Linked DNA regions of Homo sapiens: region 1 is linked to region 2. Evidence: read pairs that join two places in POLR2A ChIA-PET (ENCODE). Cell type or tissue: GM12878. All regions are shown on one strand. Each heading gives the region's core, and the rest is flanking DNA. Links, peaks and the distances in the headings are about the cores only.

Region 1 (5,386 bases), core at 289-5,288, 580 kb after region 2:
TATTTCCTAGGATTCTGAGTGGTTTAACATCATCAAGACATGTCACAGGCTTCATCCAAATTATTCAATTCCTACCATACATTACGCTGAGCCTCTCAGAAGATGAATCGGGAAGAGGCAACCTAAGTGTTTAGAGAACAAAAGGGAAAATGAAGCACAGAGACCTCTGGCTAAAAGTATAAACCTTTGAGAGGGTTTTAAGGACATACTATAGGACTAAAAAATGAGAACAAATCAGCAGGCCCATTAGCTGTGCAGCAAATTAAAGCACCATTGTTTCCAGTTTCAGCCTTGAATCTGGAGGGCACCAAATAGACCACGCTGTCAGTACCCTCTGTGAAAGAAGTGTGTTCTCTGCTATGTATTCTCAAGCGCCTTTCTATTTTTTTTCAGCTAATTTATCAGTTTCCCACCTCTTCTCCTAAATCATTATTATAAACTTCCCCAGGAACATGTTAAAGGGACAACAGGAAAATAATCAAAGTTTCAAAACACAATCTATATTTATCATGAATTTCAACTTATCTTTTTCCTTGTATTAAAAAATGAAGCTTGCTATCTTCAGATTTATATTCCTTTTATCTTAATCCTTGGGGTAAAATATGGCATGTGGATAATCCACAAACTAAATAGCCTCTGCATTTAAGAAGTAGACCATAGTCCACAGTTGTATAGTCCACATTTTGTCATCTCATCTCATAAAAACAAAGTTGAAAGCGGCTCTGTCCAATCTTTTGAGAGGGCAAAAGGTCTGGAAGATCCAATAAGACTACACAAGAGATTTTTAAACATTAGTATGTATTTAAACCAATTTATTCATAATATAGTCTCAACTGTTACATAGGACTAGGCCCAGAGATAACTGCTTTCAATTCTTTAAGTAATTATTTTAGATTTGTTTCCACATGTGGAAATCAGTAGGTGTTGGCTCACTATTGTGCAAAGAATTGATTCCAGGTATGCAATGAGGTATGGATGTCTCTCAGCCTCAGGGAATCAGGTGGGGTTCTGAGGTAGCAGGTGCCTCTGGGCAGATAACACCTGGCCATCAGCTTCCTCAAGGTATAAAGGCATGGTCCTCATGGCTCTGCTGAGAGGCACTAGAAACATCCATGGACACCCATGTCAACAGGCTGCTGCAGAAAGCACCCCTTCACTTTGTGCAGAAGCAGTCCATGTAGCTGCTGGAGGAGGTTTCATTCCAGGTATAGAAGGCACAGCTGGTTGAAAGTGGAGCTCTAGAAAGGTGTGGGCAGAAGCGCCTGGTAGGCAAAGCTACAAGGGACAGCCCCAAAAATTCTGTCTATACATACCAGACATTTCTTTCCAGTTGAGTCAAATATCGTCTTTTACTGGCATCCAGGCTACCTATGGAGTGACTGCTCTAACAATAAACACACAGTTTATAAATTCGGGCCTCATTATTATTTTAATTACTTGATAGGAAAAAAATTAGTTGAATTTGAAATCTGTTGGAATTATCAGAGGATTGCATTTGTCTAGCAAAGAAAAAAGCTAAAACTATTAATGTTTTTAAAGATAACTTTAACTTTTATAGAATATGAAACGGTGGTGAAATGGCTTGTTTTTTTAAAAATCACTACTTGTGTAGTATCTCACTGACAATGACTAAAAAGAATTTGAAGAGAGAATCATTAAGATATTGATCAAGAATTGTGTTCAGCCATTTCAGGCATATAAGAAATATAAAAAGTTATGTTTATGAAAGCAAGCTCAGGTTTTTCATTGAAAAAATCTGAAAATATGTTATTTGAAGTTTTATATCTACTTAATATTCTACAAATGAATGTCTCCAGCTTCCTACATTATTTAGTATCAGTTTCTATGCTTGTCATACTAAAGACAAAAATTTATATGCACTGATTTAAATAACATGTTTCTCTTACTACTTCTTAGTTTTTTGATTTCAGGTATTATTGATTGACCTCCCAATGAGGAAGATGAGGGTTAGGTTTTTTATCACACACACGCATGCCTCATGTTCCCATCCTCTCAGAATAATTCTGGTTGTGTTAAATATCCATATTTACATCCTTAGAATCATGTAGTGTTCTATGATTATATCTCATTTTCTGCCTTTTTGTCTTCCTTGGAATTAATCATTGTTATATTTAATTTGCGTTAGTTTCCTATGTACTTATCATGATGCTATCCCCAAAGCCTCCCCAAGATCTGTAAATCTCCTCTCAGAGCAAACACATTAGGTGTTTAATCAATTTTACCATCTTGAAGAACTCTCTCCTGAATCCCTCTACCTACTGCAATTTAGATCAGTTGATCACTAGTCCAGTGCACAGCTGTTGAGATCTCTTTTACCATCACCTGTGAATTCTTTTCGCCTCGCTCTTGTGTTGGTCCTATCTCTGGGATACCAGGTCTTTCTTTTTATTAGTTTACCATATCATTTATTGGACCACATTCTAGTGTTGTAAAGTTTCATGATCATCTGTTGTTATTCCCTTTTAATCAGGAAACTTCTGTTTTTGAGAAATTTTGGTGAATTATTCCTTTGATGGTTTTCTGTCCTCCATTTTTTATGTTCTCTGAATCTGGTGTACTATTTTTGGATGTAAGAACCAATCCTCTAAGCTTCTTATTTTTTCTACGTTATTTTCTATTCTTTCTCTTTTTACTACACTTTCTTGAAAATTTCCTTAATTTCACCTCCTAACCCTTATAAATTCTGTTGTGTTTCATGGTTATAATATCATGCCTTATCTGTCTGGAGATACTGATGATTTCTTTTTTCAGATTTATTCTTCTGGCCGGGCACTGTGGCTCACACCTATAATCCCAGCATTTTGGGGGGCAGAGGCAGGTGGATCATTTGAGGCAAGGAGTTCAAGACCAGCCTGGCCAACATGGTGAAACCCCATCTCCACTAAAAATATAAAAATTAGCCAGGTGGTAGTGGCACGCGCCTGTAATCCCAGCTACTAGGGAGGCTGAGGTGGGAGAATCGCTTGAGCCTGGGAGGCAGAGGTTGTGGTGAGCCGAGATCACGCCACTGTACTCCAGCCTGGACGACAGAGTGAAACCCTGTGTAAAAAAAAAAAAAATTTTCTTCTTCCTATTAAGGTTGTTTCCTCCAAGTTGCTTTTTTTGTTTGCATGCTTTAGTTTTTTTCTCTCATGATATTAGACATTTCCTTAAATGTCTCACGATCCTTGGCTGTCTGAGATATTTAAGGGCCGAGCACTAGAAGGTCCACAGAAAGGTTGGGAGTGTGGTTGTTGATATAGGATTTATTTTAGAATTGTTCTGGCTAGGCCCTTCCTTGAGGGAATCCCTGATATCAGTATCCTTGAGTTCTATTTTTAGGTTAGAGTCCCAGGGATGTTTCCTGGAGTTTCCTGCAGGAAAGGTATCCTTAGCTGCCTGTAGGCTAAGGAGCAGAGAACAGAAGGTATTGTCATTCTTGGGATTTGGTAAATCAGTGTAATCCACAATCTACCACATTTCAGGACCATATTATACCACTTTTAACCTTTCCTGATACTTCTCAATCCAGAAACCTTCTGTTTTACCAACTCTATAGAAAACATAATCTTCATCCCTCTGTTGGAGTGGAGGAGCAGTTTCCTTCTTGTATAAAGTTAGGAAGCAGATCTGAACTTTCAACCAATACTTCTCAACTGTATCTCCACTCTCCCTTCCAGGGGTTCTTGTTCCTGAGTTTTTGCAGTGTTCATCAGTATAATTTGGCTTACCTTTTTCCTTTCTCCTCTGCTAGATTAAAATTTCACTTTCTCAGGTCTGCTAAGTAAGTTAGCAGTCATCCATCTATATCCCAAATCCCAAAGTGCTGTAACTGTTGCCCTATTTCTTTGCTCTCATCGGTGTGTGCCTTTTAAAATAAAAATCCCTTAAACATCATTTTAATGAAGTTTCAAGAAGGGTCAGGAACTAACACATGTATTTATCCTTAATCTGAAAATGATCAGTCAGTCTTTATCCTTTTGCATTGACATTGAAATGGGGATTACTCTTTTTTGTTCCCTCAAAAACATTAAGCCAAGGCCCAACATTCAAGAGGAACAGGAAATAGAGAAAATAGCAATTTTTGGATTTAGATGAAACTAAATTTAATAATCGCATGCTCTTATAAACTAGTATATCATTGCCCTAACGATATATTGGACATTGTGGGAAATAAAAATATGTCTCTATTTCAAAACAGTCTCTAAAACTTCTGAAAAAGATGAACAATTAAAGAGGTCCTTAAATTGATAATTAACCTAAAAGAGAGTATTCAGAGAGAAAAATCACCAGGCAAGGAAGAATGGTAAAAGGCAAACTCACTGGAGCAAAAAGGACCTTAAACTCCATTTTGAAAAATAAGTGTTACAGACATTTCTTCTGCAGAGTTTGCATAATGTGTATTAGGTATAAAGTGATCAATTGATTGGGGAATACAATTTATTTTATGCAGACTAGGGCTCCTGGCATAAGGGAAAAAAAAGCTCTTCTGCTTACAACACAGCTGTTTTAAGGTCTTTATTCTCCATTTCTCACAATAGTGGATCATTAAGATGTTGAAACAATTTTTTAAAATACCAGCTTAGTTCACTACCATCTTATAAAAAGAGATACAATAAAATGCATTTTTTCGTGATGTTCAGGTTTTAAAGTTATACTTTTACAGAGATAGAAAATACCATTATTACTTAAATAACTTCAGGTAAAACAACTTTGTTTATTGTGCCCCTGCAACTCTCAAGTCTCCAACACTATTTATGCCACTGAAATAATTGTCTTTATAGCACAGGTTTTGATAATGTGCAGTTTTAAGGACTATATTGCCTGGAGCAGAACTGACTTTAATTGGATGGATATAGATATGAGAGGATTTGATGCAGAATACTGTGCGCGTTGCAAAATGGGATGACAGAATGAAGAGACGAATCTGTCTTCCCCATAGGGTCTGGGTAGGAGGCCGGTGGAAGTTAAGTATAGACGGGTGTCTGGACAAGTCTGAACACAGATGCTTTCAAACCCAAGTAGTAGGGAATGAACTCTAAAGTACAATGAGCCCACAATTTTGTAGACAACAAAGAGACATTGATGTTTTCTGAATAAAGAGTAATGTTGTTAAAATGATATTTCAAAAAATGTAATCTGCCAATACTGTATAGGGCAGGAAGTCTGGTCACAGAAAACAGTTAAGACACTAAATAATACAGAGATCCAAAGTCATGTGAAGCTGGCCTGGATTCCTTGGCAGTAAAAATGTGAGAGAACTCACTTCAGAGCAAGAATCAATAAAAATGAGGGATCTACATTTACAGTACTATAGATACAGGCAGCCCAGTAAAAGAAACGGGACTGAATTAGGACTGATAAAAGGACTTACAGTGAAGTAGTT
Region 2 (5,386 bases), core at 303-5,302:
TCAACCTCCCAAATTGCTGGGATTATAGGCGTGAGCCACTGCGCCCGGCCAACGTTAGTAATTTTCTAACTTCCAAGGATTCTTTCTTGTTTCTTTTTTCTGGCAACCCATTTTTTAATTAATGTGGTATCCTTTTGAATATTTCTAAAGCCATTAATTAGCATTTGGCCAAATTCTCTTCTGCTTCCTAATTTATCTCCTTTTCCTAAAGTCAGTTGTTATGTGTTCATATTGGTTCTTTTTTTCCCCTCCATGATAATTGGGTTTGCTCAAATGTCCAGTGATCCTTGGTTGTTGATTCATATTTATGATGACTAAATTGACTAATAGAAGTAATGTTCTTGACTTTTCTTCAGCAGTTTGGTAGGGTTGCTTCAACAGCTTAATTGAATGACAGTGTTGACAGTGGGCTGTAAATAACATAGGTGGGTTTGTTAACAGGCATGTCTTTCAGAGCAAGGAGACTAGAAGGCAGCATTGGTACCTGGAGAGTCCAGGAGAGGTTGAGCACCGTGTATATTTTACTCCTTGGCATAGCTTCTCACCTCCCTAGGCTTCTGGGTTCTGAAATGGGATCTGCTGGTATGCCTCTTTGGTTCTCTTAGTACCTACCACCCAAAATAAGATGCGTATCAGAAAAAGAGGCATATGGTTCTCTTTCTCAGCCTGAGGGCATGACAGGTACCTGGCCTCTTATGCTCTATATGAGTAGAGTAGGAATGATCTGTTTATATTGTTCTGGTTTAATAAGTTTCGCTGATTTTTTTATTGTTGTTGACTCTGAATTTAGTGTTCTTGTTTTCCTGAAAAGGGTTTCTTTTTTTCTCTGATGTTTGAAGCTGCTGGGATTTTTCTGTACATGCAAATTTTACCTAGGATTTCTTTAAACTTTCTGGTTTGCTATTTATCCCATTTCTTGTTTTCTAGGCCTATTAAGGGTGTTTTAAAATTTACAGTGTCTTTACTCATTTCAAAGGCACTTCGGAAAGCAAAAGATCTTTATGATTCAGTCTGCTCTTTTGAACAAGTGCCCTTTTGCTTGTTTTTTTGTTTTTTTTTTAAATTAATGTATTAATGTATATTATTGACTCAGCCAATGTCTAATTACCCTTAAATTTTTTTCTGGGGGAGAAAACCCATCCTTCTTCTTTTTTTTTTGAGGCTTTGAATTTTCTATTTGTGAATCTGTCCTTTTATTTGAATATAATTTTTTAAATTGCATTTATTTTGTTTTATGATCAAGTGAAATTTATGGAAAAATATACTAATTAAATCATCCTTTGTTAGCTTTAAATCAAATAGATTATTGTACATAATAAAGTTTATAGTTTATGATAAATGTATTCTTTTAAAACTATGGGATGATCCAGTTCTTCTCTAGTTGTCTGGAGGACTTTTGTGTTTCAGGCTATTGAGTGAATGAATTAGCTAATGAATACTTTGGTTTAACTTAGCAAAGGAGACACAAAATAATCTAACATGGCACTATAGCATTTATTGCTAATTTTAGAAGGAAAATGATTTTGATTTCTGTCATTTATATATACAATATTTTATGAATGGGATAGTACAAAATAATCATTTGTAAGGTCCAGGATGTGTTTCTGTTTTCAGAAAAAAAGGACCATTTACTCCATCTATTTGATGGTATACTTGTTCCTTACAGTAATCTCATTTTTTGGATCTAAACATTTTCTTTGACCTACCACAGTGTTGTCAGAAAATGGTTCTGCAGTGGCTTATACCTGTAAGTCCTAATATAATGCAATGTGGGTATATTATTTTCAAGCTTAAAAGGACCTTTCAGTTTTATTAGTGGGGAGGAGTACAGAGTTACAATTTTGTGCTTTCTCATGACATAGATATTAATTCAAACATAATAATGGATTAAAATACTGTGATAACAGTTTTGTTCTATTTAAAGTTATATAAGACCTAAATTTTCTAGAAGTTTAGGAAGCATGATTTTCTCTGAAGAAATGTGTAAATACAGTTGACCCTTGAACAACCTGGGTTTGAACTGCACAGGTCCACTTAATCATGATTTTAAAAAATAAACTCAATGAGCCCTCCATGTCTGCAATGAAATGTAGATCAAAAATGTAGTATTCATGGGATGCAAAACTCACCTATGCTGAGGCCAACTTTTTGTATCTGTGGTTTCTGTAGGGCTGACCGTGGTGCCTGAGTGCAGATTTTAGTATGAGTGGTCCTGGAACCAGTCACCCACAGATACTGAGGGTTGAATGTATTTTAGTAGTGTGTAACATAGCAATTTTTTGTTTTCTCTTTGTATACTTTTCTGCACCCAGCCCCACATGTTAAGTCTCTATTCTCAAAATGGTCTAGATCTTTTTGGAAGGGTTGTGTTGATTATATGTATATACAGATTGACTTACTCGTAATAAAATCAGTGTTCATATGAACTTCTTCCCGACACTAGATTTTTGGCAGCCTTTTCTGAAACTCTATGTCTACCTGGGCAAAACTGAAAGTGAAAAAATTGCTCAGATACCAATACCTGCTTTTAAGATTAATGAGCTTGGTGACTATAGTGGGAATGACAGTTTATGAAACATGATAAATTTATCTTTTTTATTATGCTGGCTCCAAATTTTAGAGCTCCCTAAGGTAAATAAAGACTCATTGAAATATTTTTTTCCTGAATAAAGAATTATTCTATGTAGTAGTTCAGGCATGATTTAAAAACAAAAGTAGGAGCAAATATTTGGTGATACTTCTGTTTTGTTATGACTAAATCAACTAATTACCTTTAATTTAGGGAGTAACGTATGCATCTAGTAAAAATTTTGGTTTCCTGAAAGAAACCTTAAAACCAGCCCCTATTCCTCTAAGTCCCTCGTTTTTTGAGACAGTCTGTCTCCATTGCCCAGGCTGGAGTGCAGCTGTGCACTCACAGCTCACTGCAACCTCCACCTCCCAGGGTCAAGTGATTCTCCTGCCTCAGCCTCCAGAGTAGCTGGGATTACAGGCATGCACCACTACACCCAGCTAAGTTTTTGTATCTTTAGTAGAGACGGGGTTTCACTGTGTTGGCCAGGCTGGTCTCTAACTGACCTGAGGTGATCCGCCCGCCTCAGCCTCGCAAAGTGCTGGGATTACAGGCGTGAGGCACCACAGTCGGCCCCCTTACTTCTTTCCATTTGTATCTGTATCTGTATTTCTCTCTCTATCTCTCTTTATATATGTGCATACTCTCTATGTATGTTTAGAAAGATATAAAATTTGTTCAGGTTAGTATGTGTGCTTAACCCAATTTGATTATCCTTCCTCTCCTCAAAACTTGTGTCAGGGGTGGGGGACTATTTGTTTTTTTACTGGATTATAAATTACTTGAAACTTGGAGAGTATATTATATTCTCACAGTATTGATTCATTGATAGATTAGCATCTGTGTGATGAAGGACAGTCCTTGATCTCTCATTTGAAAAGTGCCTGGTACACAGCAATTGCTGAAGTGTTTATTGAATGAATTAATTGCCAGGAATTATTTATTACCAAGTAGAAATTTATAATAAGCTGTTCAAAGAGTATAGCTTATATAAATGGCCAGATCTGACTCCCTAGAACCCATTTTTTAAGCTCTAGTCATTTCCTTAGTTTCTTTTAGTATTCTTCTTTCTTTAATTGTATAAATAGCCTGTGCTCATTGTTGAAAATTTAGAAGTTAAAAACAAAGAAAAAATTATAATCCCACCAGCTAAAAATAACTTTAAAGTTATATGCTTTCAGATTTTATTTCATGTAAGCATACCTATTTTTCCCTACTTTTGTAAGGAAATGGTTTCATGCTTAGAAACGTTTAATGCCTGTAATCATATATGTGTATGTTTCCTCCTAAAAGCTAAGTTTATACATCCTGTTTCTCTGTTTAGAGCTACTGAAAATAGTGTCTTTACTTGCTGTCTCCATTCCTTTCTTTCCATTCTGTCTTAAATACACTCTAATCATACGCTCACCTCACTTTCTGCAGCTCTTCTCAGTTTTTGATGTCCTCTTTGCTAAATCCAGAGGTCAGTTTGTGGCTCTCATTTTACTTTACCTATTAGAAACTTTGAAACCATTTTTCATTTCCTCACTCTTGACTTGTAGTTACCATCCTCCTTTACTGCTAGGCCTTGTCAGCCTCCTTGACTGATTCCTCTCCATTTCTATACCACAAAGTGTTGCAGTCTTTAGGGAAGACTCCTTGGACTTCTAATTTTTAAACCATCTTACTTCAGTCTCATGGCTTTAAATGCTATCTGTACACTAATGACTCTCAAATGTAAAGTCTGATGTTAAGTCAGACATTCTCCACTTGGATATTTAAGACATTTTAAACTTAGTATATCCGAAATCATTCTCCTCATGTCTGTTATTCACAACAAATAAACAGCTGCTCCTTTCCTCAGTCATTAAATGGCAATTTGGCAGTTTAGGCCAGAAACCTTGAAGTCATTTGCACAGCTTGGGTTCTCTGGAAAGCAGAGTGAGATAAAGATTAGCAAGCTATACTTTTATTAAAGAGTGCTCTTAGCATAAACAACTCCAGAAAGAAAGGGAAGGACAAGTTAGGCTTCAGTGCATTCCTACAAAAGCCTCAGCCAATCTCACAATAACCTCTAAGCAAGGATGGCTCATTGTAGTTATCCCAAGTTGGGGCAAGGGGTCATAGGATTAAATGACATTACCCAGGAAGTGAGCATATATATAAGAAGTCCAAGGACTGAACCCTAGAGAAATACAATGTTTCTATCCCATGTCAACCAGTCAGTAGATACAGGCTGCCCTGCAAAGTGGGATAAGCTTGACTTCCTTTAGGCAAGGCAATTCCTAAAGTGTCTGACAGCTGGGAGCTATCAGCCAGCCACAGCCCCAGTGTCTGGGGAGTAAGTCCTTCACGCCTGATGGGGATCTGATGAGCACATAACAGTGTCCTCAACATCATTCTTAATTTTTCTTTTTCTCATATCCCAAATTCAATCCATCAAGGAAATGTTAGTTCTGTTTTAAATATACATCCAGAATCTAACCACTTTTATCACCTCCTCTGCTACCGCCTTAGTTCATACCATCATCATCTGTTGTCTGGATTATTGTTATGTTTTCTGAACTGGTCTGCTACTTCTACTCTTGCACCTTTCTATTCTCTACATGGCAGTTAGATTAAATCGAAGTTAGATTGTTATTCCAGTGCTCTGGCTTCTCCTCCCACTTAAAATTCTAAATTCCTTCCATTGTTTACAAGGCCATCCACAGTCTGGTTCCCATTATATCTCGAGTCCTCCTTTTCTCCTTGTTCACGCCTCTCCAGCAGCATTGAAACCTTTTAATCCAGCTTCCCAGCCTCTCTTGGCTTGCCTGTCTGCTAGTGTGACATACT

What was found. ChIA-PET counts read pairs that join two places held together with the same protein. Peaks named below come from ENCODE experiments on the same cell type or tissue, not always from the same donor. Only the 100,000 strongest peaks of a DNase experiment are listed, where the experiment ranks them.
Region 1: POLR2A ChIA-PET joins it to region 2 with 5 read pairs; 3 of 35 experiments call an interaction of 5 or more read pairs at or near these places.

Annotation. Positions count from the first base shown.
Region 1 is chr13:43,656,423-43,661,808 of GRCh38, forward strand. The region is part of intron 2 of ENOX1 (ecto-NOX disulfide-thiol exchanger 1); the gene reads right to left. Among named protein-coding and RNA genes, the nearest start is that of ENOX1, 130 kb to the right of the region's middle. In GM12878, for the core only: no CTCF peak of the experiment used is centred there; no DNase peak of the experiment used is centred there.
Region 2 is chr13:43,072,814-43,078,199 of GRCh38, forward strand. The region is part of intron 3 of DNAJC15 (DnaJ heat shock protein family (Hsp40) member C15); the gene reads left to right. Among named protein-coding and RNA genes, the nearest start is that of LINC00400, 38 kb to the right of the region's middle. In GM12878, for the core only: no CTCF peak of the experiment used is centred there; a DNase peak (open chromatin) is centred at 2,180; H3K4me3 peaks cover 782 bases; H3K27ac peaks cover 2,142 bases.